5 separate regions of the Homo sapiens genome follow, and regions 2, 3, 4 and 5 are each linked to region 1. A link is a contact called in ENCODE Hi-C or POLR2A ChIA-PET data. All regions are on one chromosome and are shown on one strand. Each heading gives the region's core, a stretch centred on a gene start or an enhancer-like site at or near the end of the contact. The rest is flanking DNA. Distances are from core to core; before and after follow the strand shown. Region 1 holds the start of CHCHD3 (coiled-coil-helix-coiled-coil-helix domain containing 3). Region 2 holds the start of MTPN (myotrophin). Region 3 holds the start of CNOT4 (CCR4-NOT transcription complex subunit 4). Region 4 holds the start of COPG2 (coat protein complex I subunit gamma 2). Region 5 holds the start of TMEM140 (transmembrane protein 140).

The links. Hi-C counts contacts between places; a loop is a spot of excess contacts on that map. ChIA-PET counts read pairs that join two places held with the same protein, here RNA polymerase II (POLR2A). Pooled maps may share reads with other maps.
Region 2: a loop to region 1 is called in a map of naive thymus-derived CD4-positive, alpha-beta T cell, with 26 times the contacts of the local background. The contact joins the promoter of MTPN here to the promoter of CHCHD3 in region 1. A Hi-C loop is called at or near these places in 2 of 168 maps with a recorded cell type or tissue (CD4-positive, alpha-beta memory T cell and naive thymus-derived CD4-positive, alpha-beta T cell) and 8 of 50 pooled maps.
Region 3: a map of CD4-positive, alpha-beta T cell shows a loop between it and region 1 (15-fold over the local background). The contact joins the promoter of CNOT4 here to the promoter of CHCHD3 in region 1. A Hi-C loop is called at or near these places in 3 of 168 maps with a recorded cell type or tissue (CD4-positive, alpha-beta T cell, CD8-positive, alpha-beta T cell and naive thymus-derived CD4-positive, alpha-beta T cell) and 9 of 50 pooled maps.
Region 4: a loop to region 1 is called in a map of CD4-positive, alpha-beta memory T cell, with 20 times the contacts of the local background. The contact joins the promoter of COPG2 here to the promoter of CHCHD3 in region 1. A Hi-C loop is called at or near these places in 1 of 168 maps with a recorded cell type or tissue (CD4-positive, alpha-beta memory T cell), 1 of 37 single-sample maps with no recorded cell type and 4 of 50 pooled maps.
Region 5: a loop to region 1 is called in a map of naive thymus-derived CD4-positive, alpha-beta T cell, with 11 times the contacts of the local background. The contact joins the promoter of TMEM140 here to the promoter of CHCHD3 in region 1. A Hi-C loop is called at or near these places in 2 of 168 maps with a recorded cell type or tissue (CD4-positive, alpha-beta memory T cell and naive thymus-derived CD4-positive, alpha-beta T cell) and 7 of 50 pooled maps. POLR2A ChIA-PET finds 5 or more read pairs at or near these places in 1 of 52 experiments (CD4-positive, alpha-beta T cell).

The regions. Positions count from the first base shown.
Region 1 is chr7:133,080,796-133,083,399 of GRCh38, forward strand. CHCHD3 (coiled-coil-helix-coiled-coil-helix domain containing 3) reads right to left here and starts at 1,295. Exons shown (of 8, transcript NM_017812.4): 1 at 1,062-1,295. The coding sequence starts at 1,142. It also overlaps the pseudogene RNU6-92P. RefSeq lists enhancers at 1,028-1,662, 1,078-1,257, 1,468-1,577.
Region 2 is chr7:135,976,034-135,978,637 of GRCh38, forward strand. MTPN (myotrophin) reads right to left here and starts at 1,326. Exons shown (of 4, transcript NM_145808.4): 1 at 996-1,326. The coding sequence starts at 1,067.
Region 3 is chr7:135,508,816-135,511,419 of GRCh38, forward strand. It overlaps CNOT4 (CCR4-NOT transcription complex subunit 4), which reads right to left and starts at 1,287. Exons shown (of 12, transcript NM_001190850.2): 1 at 1,074-1,287. RefSeq lists enhancers at 357-1,262, 1,033-1,232, 1,263-2,167, 1,543-1,662, 1,813-1,982 and a silencer at 1,233-1,472.
Region 4 is chr7:130,667,456-130,670,059 of GRCh38, forward strand. It overlaps COPG2 (coat protein complex I subunit gamma 2), which reads right to left and starts at 1,293. Exons shown (of 24, transcript NM_012133.6): 1 at 1,177-1,293; 2 at 27-79. The coding sequence starts at 1,213. It overlaps TSGA13 (testis specific 13), which reads right to left. Exons shown (of 8, transcript NM_052933.4): 8 at 1,188-1,728. The coding sequence ends at 1,559. RefSeq lists an enhancer at 496-605 and silencers at 876-1,465, 1,556-1,665.
Region 5 is chr7:135,146,769-135,149,372 of GRCh38, forward strand. TMEM140 (transmembrane protein 140) reads left to right here and starts at 1,304. Exons shown (of 2, transcript NM_018295.5): 1 at 1,304-1,502. It also overlaps a transcript of CYREN not described here. RefSeq lists an enhancer at 1,083-1,582.

The DNA.
Region 1 (2,604 bases), core at 45-2,544:
GAAAAAGTTTTTAAACATTTTAAATATTTAAGAAGTTTTATTTCCTGGTAACAACTGTTAAAAATAATTTACAAATGTAATTTATTTACGCTGGTTGATAACAGAAAAAAATATATAAATTATTATAAAACTTTCTGAAGTCAAAATTGCTTTATTTACTAGGTTCAGGCATCATACGTCCAAAAATGTGAGGCTCCAAATTCAGGCGCAGCGGAGAGTGTGTTAATGAAGTTAGTGCTGGTATACTGACACCCTAGAGAAAAACCAGGTTTTCAGTTTATGTATCAGGTGCATGCAAAGGGCATTAAAAAAAAAGTGCTCTACAACGTTGGTCAGAAATGACTACATTACTTCTACTGGTATGAAAAACTGCAAACCCATCTCAGCCCCTATCAGACTGGCAGACACTAGTCCTGAAGCAACTGGGCCTAATCCAAAACTTCGGCGCAGCAGGTCACAGAGGAGGCGCCTGGGAAAGAGGAGATATCAAGTGAAAGTGAAGCAGGGAGAAGCCAGAAGCCGCCCCAGGCAGGTCAGAAAAGACTGTGGGGCTGGGAGGGAGGATGACAGGGTGTGGGGAGTGGGTGGGAGGAGGGGGTGTTATCAGAGGGAGAGCACTAAATGACACAAAGCAAAGGCAATCCTTAAAATGCCAATTCACCCTGGGAGACAGGGTGTGCACAGTGGAAAAGCAGGGTTTGGGTCCTGAACCCAGGAAAACCATTTCACAGACAAGTACACCGAGGTATGGGTTTCAAATACGGTCCTGCAACAAGGGAGCAGTACAGTTACGAGTAGACTGTGAGCCCTTGCAGGGTATAATTCAACCTGGCATTCCCCGCCCGCCCCAGCAGTGCCTAGCACTTGGCACAACCAGGAACTATCTCTGAATGAATGTCCCACGTCTTGAAACTCTAGGCTTCTTCCCAGACACCTGGGCTTCTGGCCTTAATACGCTAGGGTCCAGGACGGGAGAAACCCAGGCTGAGCGGGTCCGGAGAAGATGGGGCCTTGGGGTCCGAGTCCAACCACTGGCCCTCCGCCCGTCCACGGGCACTCACCCGGATGCCCTTCACCACGGTGATGTTCTCATTCTCGTCCGCCTCGAAGGTGACCCGGCGGGTGCTGGTGGTCCCACCCATGATTCCGGTTCCTGCCCCAGCGGAGACCTAGCGGGGAACCACGAGCACTTCGGGGCCCCCGCACCCACACGCGCGTGGAAGGGCCTGGATTCTTTTCCCGCACAGCGGGAGCAAGGCCACGACCCCCAGAAGCAAGGAGAAGGCGCCGGTCCTGAGCTCCCGCCTCCTCCGGTCACGCGCCACAACAAAAACGCCTCAGGTTGGTCGGCGATGCGAACTGCCCGCCTCTGTTCGGCGAGGGCGCCCGGATTGGTTCACCCGACCCGGATGCTATGGCAACAGGTGGTGTTTGATAGCTTTCCGCGGAGTCCCTGGGTGTAGTGGGAACTGTGGTCTCGATCTGGCGCGGTGGGTGATGGGACATTCTCTCCCCGCGCCTGAGCGCGCTAAGGGAGCACGGCATTCTGGGAGTTGTGGTTTTGACTCCCCAGAGACGCCTAACTGGGCAACTTTTTGAAGACATAATTCTAGAAATTTAGGCCACTAAGTTCAGAGACACAATCTTTCTCTCAAAGGGACTCACAGTTTAATGAAAAAGATGCATGATACTAATGAAGCCATTCCTAGTGTTCTATACACAAATTCCTGGCTCAAAACTTAGCGTTTCATTACAGTCGTAGGGTAGCTTAATGAAGACTACTTCTGAGAAATGCCTCGTTAGGTGACCCTGTGATATCTGTGGTTGTGCAAACATCATAGAGTGTACTTACACAAACCCAGATGGTGTAGCCTACTACACACCTGGGCTACTTGGTGTAACCTATTGCTCCCAGGCTGCAAAGATGTACAGCATGTCACTGTACTAAATACTGTAGGCAATTGTAACACAGTGGTATTTGTGTGTACAAATATATGTAAACATAGAAAAGCTACAGCAAAAACAGTGTAAAAGTGATTGCTTTGGCAACACATCTAGGACAATTTGAACAATACAGAGATTAGCACAGCCCCTGAGCAAGGTTGACACATGAATTTCTGAAGCATTCCATTAAAAAAAAAATCAAAGATAAAAAATGGTATGCTTCTATAGGGCACTTACCATGAATGGAGCTTACAGGACTGGAAGTTGCCCTGAGTGAGTCAGTGAGTGAGTGGGGAGTTGAATGTGAAGGCCTGGGACGCAACTATGCAGTACTGTACCTTTTATCAACACTGTGCACTTAGGCAACACTAAATTTATTTTCATATATTTTCATTCTTCAAGAATAAATTGACCTTAGCTTACTGTAACTTTTTAAACTTATAAACTTCTTTTTTTGTGACTTTTTGACTCTTTAATAACACTTAGCTTAAAACACAAACACACTATATAGCTGTACAAAAATATTTCTTTCTTTATATACTTAGTCTATAAGCTTTTTCTATTTTTGAAATTATTTACTTTTTACTTTTTAAACATTTTTGTTAAAAATTAAGACAAACACACACACATTAGCCTAGACCTACACGGGGTCAGGATCAT
Region 2 (2,604 bases), core at 76-2,575, 2.9 Mb after region 1:
TGCCATCCGTGGTTGTCATAAAATTATACTTGTTTTGGAAGATTCATTTTAGATTATCACTAAATTAAAATCACATGTTAAGTTCTCTCATAATTACAAAGGCACAGTTTCAGGATGGAAAGACAGGCTAGCTTGGAATTTTAAGTTTCCCACTCTGCCACAATGTCGATTCAGTTTTATATTTGGGGCTGAGGTTTGAGTTTGTCTTTCTTCATCATGATTTTACCCCCCAAATACACTGCCACTAAACTGCATTGCTATTTACTACACATGTAAGCATTTCAGGTGAAATCAGGGAGAAGAATGGAATAACTGAAGTTAACATGCTTGTTTAAAAACTATTCAGATACCTTAAACATTCCCAGATGCCAGTTGACAACCTTACCACTTGAAGCAAATATGTATTTGTTGTGGTGGGGGAAAGGAAAAAGGCCACACCCAAAGTTAAGACACCACAGTGAAGTGATACTCAGTTTCAGAATTTTAACTATTTCTATTTTCGGTACTCTTTTCACGGTCAATGAATTCTTCAACTTCACACCAGGCCGAGAGTTAAAAAACATGTTCCTCTGATCCTAATTACTTAGGTTACTTCATTTAGTAATGGGTAAGTCCAAGATGGAGAATTACCTCATTCAAAGAAAGGTTTAAGTAACTTTGGTGTAGAAGAGGGCCAAACTCAAATGATCAGTGCGCAGAAGAAACTCTGGATGAGCCAGACACCACTCCTCCCCTCCCCCAAGAGGCCAGGAAGTCAGGTAGCGCCTAACTGTATTAACGCAGCAGTTACCTGACACAGAACGCTACCAAGTTACCTGGACCCTTCTTTCAGTTTAGCTCCTCCCTAGACGCCCCTCTCTCCTTGGTGCCGCCTCCACCCAGGAAGTCTCTCCTCCCGCCCACCCCCATCCCCGCAGTCCAGCTCCCATCAGCTTCCTCAGCCTCATCTCCAGCCCACCTCCGTGTTCTCGCCTACTCTTCTCATCCCCGCTTACCTTGGCCACATAGTCTTTCACCTCATCCAAGTCTCCGTTTTTCAGGGCCCACATGAACTCCTTGTCGCACATCACTGCAGCGGGGCAGGCCGGTTGGCCGGGCAGAAGATGAGGAGGCGGTGGCAGCAGCAAGCGGATGCCGCCGGGCGAGAGGGAGGCAGGGCCGCGCGAAGCCGGAGAGGAGAAGAAGAGAAGGAGGGTTAGGCTGCCAGGCGGGCGAGGCAGTTGGCCGCGGCGACCGTTCGGGCGGGAGAAAGAAAGTTCTTTTGCGGCCACCGGGCCCAGCAGAGAGGTTCCGCCTGGCCGAGGAGAGGCAGGAACCTTTACACTTCCGGTTCACTCCCCGCTAGGACCCTCCCCCAACTTCCTCTTCCTCTTCTCCTCCGCGGAACGCCTCTCTCTGGGTCCGCGGCGCGAACGCCACTAGTGCGCATGCGCAATGTACAGGCTGCCGGGAAGGCTAGAGTGGAGGGTAGGAGCCGGCGACAAGTGGGCGGGACTGGGAGGCAGAATGAAGGAGGCCCGGGGGAGGTCAAGACAGCGAATGGAGGAAGAGTGAGAGTACTTTCGATGGGATTAGGACGCTTCTGCACCACCATTAATGGGAAAAACTTTACTTTTTAAAAAACATAATCTTGGAGGGCATCTTGCTCAGCTTCTAAAAATGTATAGGAAGAGTGTTTAATTTGAATTCCTTCTTCCTTGCCTTTTCCCCTTCCCTCCCTCCTTTTCACCCCTCCCTCTCTCCGTCATCCAGTCTGACTGGGCTAAAAACGATGGAATAACGCTATTCCTGCCCTCCAGGAAATCTTCAACACTAAAACTACAATGTAAATTGAGTGTGTTAACACTATGTATAATGTTCCCTGGAGCAAAAAACTTAAGTGTGTGGCAGGAAAAAAAAAATTAACTCATCTTCCTGACCAGCAAATGACGTCCAGGCATTCAGTTTGATGCCGTAAAGTGGAGCAAACCAAACTGTCTAGTACAATTTGCGTTTTTTAAATTTACTGTTTGTTTTTAATGGTTTGAAACTTCAGGACTGTTCTGGTGAAGTCAGTTCTGTTCTTCCTAGGGTTTAGTTGTAATGCCATAGTGCATAGCTACCACTTGAATTGTTCCTCACAACCCTAATGATCCAGGCATGCGCACATGAACATAGATCCAATAAAAGCTCTTATTGGAGCTAGAAATATACGTATAATATATATACATATATAACTATTACTATATATAAAACTCATATATATAATCTATTATTTGTAACCCACTAAACACATTAACTAAGCTACTTTACCACCATTGCCGTACAGTGTAGGGGTTCCAAACAGACTCTGGAGCCAAATTGTTTAGTTTGCGATACAGGTCCCACTTCTTGCTAATTTTGTGTCTTCTTGGGCAAGTTACTGAACCCCCTTCTGCTTCAGTTTTCCACTTGTGTAAAATGGGGATGTCAATAGTGTTTGGAAATGTATTTTTTTTTTTTTTGCTATCATTTAGAGTAGAATAGCAAATGGGTTTCAAATCAGAAGAAATCCCTCCAAATATTAACATCTACCTAGATTGTCATTTGTTAATTTTACTCCCTGATAATTAGAAATACAAATCC
Region 3 (2,604 bases), core at 37-2,536, 2.4 Mb after region 1:
TATTTTGTAATGCTGGGGTTAATATTTATTGGTATAAATCAGGGCCCACACTAAGTGTCCTGGGGAGAGGCAATCCAAAGAACGCTTAGTAGCATGATAAAACCGGTCCAAAACGAAAAAAAAGAAAAAAAGCCAAGTCCTAACACAACAGAGCGAATAAGCGACAAATAGATCACAGAAAGCAAAACGAAAACGGTCCTCTCCGGAGTAGCCTGAATAAAAGATCTTCACTCATAACGTTTAATAGTATCCTACCTCACTTCATTCACTTCCCAACTTCCTTTTACTTTTCAAGGGCCACCACGGGGCTTCCCTTTTTCTGGAAGTGTATATTGAAAGGATCTGTACAGGAAAGAGGGAAGGAACGGACAATTCTCAAGAAGGCTGAGAAACAGGTGGGTTAGCAGGAGGAGCATAATCTAGATACTTAAGGGGCAGCTTTAAGATGACAGATGTGGTGGAAGGAAAGACTGCAAATCGGAAGCAGCTCTAGTGTGGCAGATACACTGTGGGCTGATTGCAAGCACCAGAGGGGGGCAAAGGCTAACTCCAGAGTGGTAGCAGTGGAGCAAAAAAACAAGCAGCAGGACGAGTGGGCAATGAGCAGTGGGATTAATGAGCAGCAGCAGCCAACACGGATCAGAGTGGAAGTGATGGCTTTGGTCTTGGGAGACGGGGGCCAGAGGGAAAGGACGTCAGACAGGGAACAGGGGATTGGGGAAACAAGGAGGGCTGAGACCTAAGAATCCTGCCCCGGTGAAAATGCAGGGGGAAAAGCTGGAGACCAAAAGCCGCCTCGGCTCCCCAATTAAAGAAATTCTCGAAGGAGAGTCGCTGCTTGCCGCCGCGCTGCCTTCTGACCCGCTCCCTTTTCCTTATGGTAACTGCTGTGGCGTAAAGGGGAGAGGGAGGAAGAGGAGGAGGAGGAAGAAGACCAAGGAGGAGGAGGGTGAAGATGAGGCGGGGGGTGGGGAGAAAGGGGGGTGCGGCCTGTACAGTCCCAGCGAAGCCTCCGCTCTCTCGTAGCCGGTCAGCCCCGGGTTTCCCCTAAGCCCAGCCCCGCATAGACTCACCCGCCTGCCTTGCCTCGCTTTTCCCTCAGCCGACTCCACGGGCTGCCGCGTCCTCACAAGAAACCACCGAACGAGCGTCGGGGAAAAAACTCTTCAGAACCGGGCCTGATTGCTTCAGCGAGTCCGACCTTTACGGCTGAGAGAGAGACTCTCAGCTTTCGGTGGGTTCCACAGCCAGACGGGCCACCATCTTACATTAGGGTAAGACTCCTCCGGCCTCCCGTGCGCAGGCGCACGCTGATCCGGCCAGGAGGGGCGGGGGAGGGGCGGGAGGAGCGGCGGGCGGCTGAGTGGGAGGTTGCGGTGGCCGCTCCCGCAGCACCCTGGGAGTTGAAGTCCTCGGAGGGTAACCTCCCAGGGGCACGCCGGGAGTTGAAGTCCTCTCTCAGAGGGCGGAGGGGATCGCCCACCTCACGTGGCTGCTGGACTGATGCCTTTCTTCGTGTTTTGCTTCCTTCTCTGCACGCGTGTGCTGCTTCAATGTCATTTGGTCGGCGGTTTTCACTAGTGATTCCGTGTCCTCGGTGTTTGCGGAAATGTGCTACCCCAAGACTGGGGCGAGGCTAAACAGTTTTTCGGGGAGCCCGGAATGTTTATTCTCTGCCCCGCCCACCAGGGATATCTAAAGGGGGCGGGGTGGAGGTGGAGGCAGGTTGTGGGTACGAAGAGCGCGGGATTTGATCCAGGGTGAGAATTTGATACAGACTTGGCGTCTGTTTGCGAACAAGGAGGAAACAGGCGCCTGTTTAATTCATTTCCCTGTCCTTGCGCATTTGGGGCCACCACCCTTGATCCCTTCTTCACTGTAAAATCACCAGTGAAGACATACACTAAATTGTTCTGTGCAGATTACCCAAGAGAACGGAACACCCGTGCACTTACAATAACGTGCTTCTGTTGGTGTGAATTTGAGAATTTGCGGACCTCGGTGCAAATTAGTGTTAGTTCGGTGTCCAGCCAGCACAGCTGTGTGCAAGTTTACAAACTACACACATCGGCACATCCCCAAGAACAATAAATGCAGCCACAATCCCTACGAGCACTGAGGAATCATCAGTCACAAAAGTCAGTCAATGTACTGGTCGCCCCGTTTGCATCCCAGAACTCTGGTGGAAGTGGCGCTCGAAGCAGTAACTTTTGCTTATTGCATGTATTCTTCACCCACTCATACAGCAAATACTCAATGAGCTCCTCCTAGCTGCCGGGTACTCTTCTATATATTGAGAATACAATGGTGAGCAAAATAGAAAAAATTCCCTGTCCCTATTCTAGTGATGTGTTGGGATGAGGAAGAGGAGAGAAGAGGCATTATTTTAAAAATACGTGATTAAAATGCATAGTATGTCATAACCGATTTTAAAAACTTAAAGCAGGGAAGGGGAGTAGGGAAAGAGGTTGCAGTTTTAAATTTACGAACTTAATTTCATAATAAGCCCTCAATTCATTGTTTTTTCTTTTTTTTTTTTTTTGAGACGGAGTCTAGCTCTGTCACCCAGGCTGGAGTGCAGTGGCGCGATCTCGGCTCACTGCG
Region 4 (2,604 bases), core at 43-2,542, 2.4 Mb before region 1:
GGGCACAAGATACTTCCCAGTCATACCTCCTGTAAAACAGCACTCTTCTCCAGATGCTGGAAAGGATTGGAGCCACTACCTATTTATAAAACAAAACAAAAAAATGTCCTGAACAGCTGTTCTACACAAACTTATATACTTTCCAGAGAAGGGTACTGAATGCTTGGGAAGTGAACACTTGGATGGCACAGTGATAATCATGGCTAATACGCATACGAACTGAATGAAATCATTTTGATCCCGGCTCTGTCACTGCCATACTCGAAGAGCTGAGACTTCTCTTTCGCAGCAACCCTCTCCAAAATGAGTGTCTTCTTTCCCTGCCCTCTTTTTCCATGAATGTTAAAAATGTGTCATTTCCACAACAACGAAGATTAATGAGATTGTAGTAGGGTGCTTTTGATTTCCTTAGGTAAGCAGTATTTTATGTGTTTCTAACACTTAAGGAGAGGCAGAAACGAAGTTTCCCAGAGAATCATGCAGGCGTAAAGGTGCAAGAGGCCATGGAGGTTGACTAACCCAACCCCCTCTCACACTGTGGGAGATGCTACCAAACACTGAGAATTTTTTTCTTTTTGAGGATGCTTGGCATCTTCCCCATTTGCTCTGGACCAAAGACGGGCATCAAGACGCAGGTCACTTCTGGACACCTGAGCATTCAACGAGCTGTGTCCCACGGGACAGTCTTGCCCCCGGGGACCTGGACAGAGCCGGTGACCCCAGGAAAACGATAAGGTACCAGGCACCTGAACGTTCCTCCACACACACCCTGTGCCGTCGACCCCAGCCCCGGGAACAGGGTGCTCCCACTAGGGGTCCGACCCTACCAGCACCCCTGGACGCGGAGACGCGCGCACGCCCTCGGCCCCCGCCGGAGGCCCGCGCGCAGGGGAGGAGGCGGCTCGGAGGGGCTGCGCCGCAAGAGGGGCGGGAACGGGGCGCGCGCGGGCGCCGGGGCGGGAGCGCGCGGCCCGAAGGGAGGCTCCGGCGCCCGGGGGAGGGGCTACGGGCAGGCCCCGGGCAGCCGCGAGGGGAGGGGAGGGGCCGGCTCCAGCTCCGGCCCCCTGGCACGGCGGCGCCCACGCCCCCAGCCCCGCCGGCCTGAAAGCAGGTGGCGGCGGGCGGGGGAAGGGGCGTCCCGCGGCTGAGGGTGGGCCTCGGAAGCCCCGCGCGTACCAGACTCCTCGTCCTTCTTGTCGAATTTTTTAATCATCTTGGACGACTTCCCAGCGCCCAGACCCACCGCAACCGTCCCAGGCGCCGCAGCCGGCGAGCGGAAGAGGCTGCAGGAAGGCCGGCCCCGCGCTCTCACGCCGGTTGGGCCGCCGCGCCTTCACTCGGGGCCAAGGCCCGCCCTCCCCGGCCGCCCTCGGCCCCCGGGACGCAGCCACGCCCCCTTCTCCTCTTGCGGCCCGCCGGAGACTTCGGCTCGACCCTCCCGGCTTGCGACCCGGGAGCCCACGCCCGCAGCAGCAGGAATGTGGTTTTATTTGGGTGGCGACTTCTGCGGACCCCTCAGTCTCAAGAGAGCGAGGCGGGAGGACTGAGGGGTCTGTGTTCACCCGATGACCGTGGCCTTTTTGATAATCCACTGCGGGGCCCTCCCGTTGCGGAAGGCGCTCTCCCCGGGCGCGGTTCTGGTGGGCATGTCTTCCAAGAGCGATGCGAGTGTCAGTGGTTCCCGAATCACTTTGGAAATTGGCCTTTCACTCGCTGACTTCTTGGAAGCTACGACAAAGCACAGGCACCCTGGTGAATGTGGCTTTTCAGAAGTACTCGAAGGATACTTAATGTGAGATGTAAAGGAGACGCACTTGGAGGGACCAGAGGCTGGTCTTTAGAGGGTAGATTTTGGACCGTGTAATACCATTCCCAACCTATTTTATAATTTTTGGATTCCTTCATTTCATCAAAACCCAGTGGAAAATTCATTGCCAGTTTAGAGTCTTCCTTGTTCAAGCCTATTTCTTTCAATGATTCCATCTGAAACCATATTGACACTTAAGAAACTCACTAAATTAACGTGCATTCATTCCTAACTCATGTTCCTCTTTTTCTCAGAGTGTATGCTGGCTTTCTGTTCTCTTGTCTAAGAGTGTAGCTAAGAAACTTTGTCTGCCTTTGGCTTCACTGGCATAACTTGTTTAGAAATGTAAATTGGGTCTATACTCAACAGGATCGTGCCCCTGCAAAATTAGAGAAATTCTAACCTAGATTACATTCTACATCCTAGAGAAATTCTTTCCCTGAAATACAGATTTAAGATGAACTGTTGATATCCTACATATGGTATCATTTAAGATTTAACTCCGACTTGACTAAATGTACTATTAACTACTATGTTTGCTTTATATGGCTTGTAAAGGTCAAGTCATACTTTGTAGGTGGAGTTTTCTTTGAAGGAAATAGAAGTCTGCACTCATTTATTCTGGGGGTGAAAATAAACAGGCTTTGGGGAAGGAAACATCCTCTTCCTCTTCCTTGGCCCAAGGGTATTGGGAACCTAGGCAGAGACAGTGTAGATAATAGGCCCAGAGGTTCTCAAGGTGGGTAATGCCCCGGAGACCTGCTGAGAAGTAGAAGGACCTGAGTTCAGATTTGGGG
Region 5 (2,604 bases), core at 54-2,553, 2.1 Mb after region 1:
GTAAATGCCTAAAGAATGAGCACAGGTGAAAGTGCTTGCCTCTGAAGAGGAAGAAAGGGAGAGTGTGGGACTGCCGATTTTCGTAAGTTTTGAAAAACTGACTCTTTGAAAACTAGGTACATGATAACCTTGAATAAATTTCATAAATATAAATATGTTTCTATCTCTTCTATATCACTTCACTCACCAGTATTGAGTTTTCAGAGTAACTACTGTATATTAGTATCTAAAAGTTAATTTTCTGTCTTAAAGGCATTAATATGGATGCTAGACTAAATATACAGAAATTCCACTTTTCATAATAATAGCTACCATTACTATGGTCCCAGTATTGTACTAAGCACTTATATTATCTCCAGTCCCCAGAGCAACCATGCAAAGTAGGTACTGTTTCCATTTTACAGATAAGAAATTGATGCTCAAAGAGATTAAATAATTTGCTAGTATGTAGCAGAACTCTCTGATCTCAAAGCCTCTGTTCTTCCTTCCTCCTGGATCCCATCACCTCTTTCTAGAGTTTGCGTTTAAAAGAACTAGGGGCAGGGGGAGGGCAATGTAGCAGTTCAAATAACTCCTCCTTTGGAGGAAGGGCAAGGAAGCAGAAGAGAACCGCTGAAGGATTCAGCAATAGCACTAGGTAGCAGTCTCATGTAACCAAGTTTAACCCACAGTTGAAATTTCCAGTTGGTCATGTGAGCAACGGAAGCAATTTTTAAACTCTGGCCAGGAGCCCCAATGCTTACAAAAATAAAAGCTTTGTTCGGCTCTTATTTTGAAATAAAATAGATGTTCCAGCTGCTCCAACATGGGCCTAAACACTGCAGTGAGAATGCTCAGGACACAAAGTTTTGTGTCCAGAGAAGCCCAGTCATCATTACAAAATTGATCTCTAAAAGGGGTTGGGGGACAGACGGCATAGCTGCTTCCCAAGGAAATGAGTAGGAGGTGACCTGGGTCCTGACTGCCACACTGGCTGGGAGCTTGGACCAGATGATCCTGATGGGTTTCTTCTGAATAAAATTCCGGGTTGTGTTTATCTTGCAGTTTAAATCACTGGGAGCTTCGAGAGTTCTTTGGCTCCTTCCCTTTCTGGAATTATTGTGTGATATAATCAAGACATTTACCTGGCTCTTTAAATCAGTTGGTTTGCCGGCTACAGTGTAGGTAAAGAGTATGTCATAATGGACAATAAAAAGTTGTTTACATACCTCATTTCTGAAAAGTCATGGGCCACTGGCAAGTTAGGAAACGAAAGTGAAATCAGCTGATAGTGACATCAGTCAGAACAAATGTACCAAAGTTCAGAGAGCTGTTTACTAGGCACGACTGCGAAGGCAAGGGGGCACCAGCTCAGGACTGCATCTGCCTGCCATTTCCCTTCCACTCCTCCTTTCTGGAGTCTGACATTAGAAAGCCAGCGAGAAGGAAGATTCAAACAACCAACCCTGATTTCCTGCTTCTCCTTTTCATGAGTGTTCCTGTGGTCTCTGCACCTCCTTTCTGTAAGTACCGATCCTGCAAGCATCACAGCTTACCCAGACGTCTACTACCTTGTAAGACAATTTTGTTTTCTTCTCAGATATTTCATGTTCTGGCAATCCACATAGGGGAACTCACTGGTTGTTCAGTATCTGTGACCCTCCCTCGCTCATGTCTGTATAATCTACATAATCTACCCCCTTTACTCTCTGCTCTCCTTCCTTCCACTCTTCGGCATCAACATGTGTAGCTCTGGCCTCAAAGATGATGAAAGTAAGGCCAGTATAACTGGTTAGAAACGATGCAGGGCTGACTGCACACAGCAGAGTCTTGCACGCAGTGTGTACAAGGACATGGCTGTGGCTTGTGCAATACACTGTTCATCAGAAATAGGTAAACAAAAGCAGGTCACCGACCAACACTAACTAAACCACTATTCAATGGTAGTTACGAACACATCATAAAACTTTAAAATACACACTGAAGATTAATATCAACAGAAAAACTTGTGTTCTTGCCTCAAAGAATGGGACCTAAGAGATGTTTAGATCTTATGTTAGTCATTAGACCAGATTGCTCCTCATGCCCCAGTGGAAATCCATGGTGGTATTTTAGTTCTCTTGATGCATATTTTAAGAGATTTTTTTTAATGTGGGCTTAGTTTCACTAATAACTTCCACTATGCTTCTTCGCCTATAAAATCAAAGGCTCCTTTGAAAGAGGGAAAAGACACATATTTCCTTCTTCCCTCATGATAACTGAAGAGCATTTTTCAGTATCCACTTACCATACCCCATTCCCCAAAATCTCAGGTCTGAGACTCAGTCCATGAGATATTTTTTCAATCTTGCACATATTCCCCTTTCTCAACTTTCTTTCCAGCTTAGTCCCTGCTTTATCTAATTACTAAGGCTGTTTTGAATGCCTGTTTTATAAATTTCTTTTTTTTTCATAAATGTAGCACATAATTCTAAAAATATTTTACTGCAAATAGAGAACAATTGCCTGTAATGTCACCACCCAGAGCTACCACAGCTAACATTAACATTTTCAAATACTTCTTTAGTCTCTTTCTCCTATGCCTCTTTATATGGATGTAGTCACACTATGTAGAGTGATTTTATA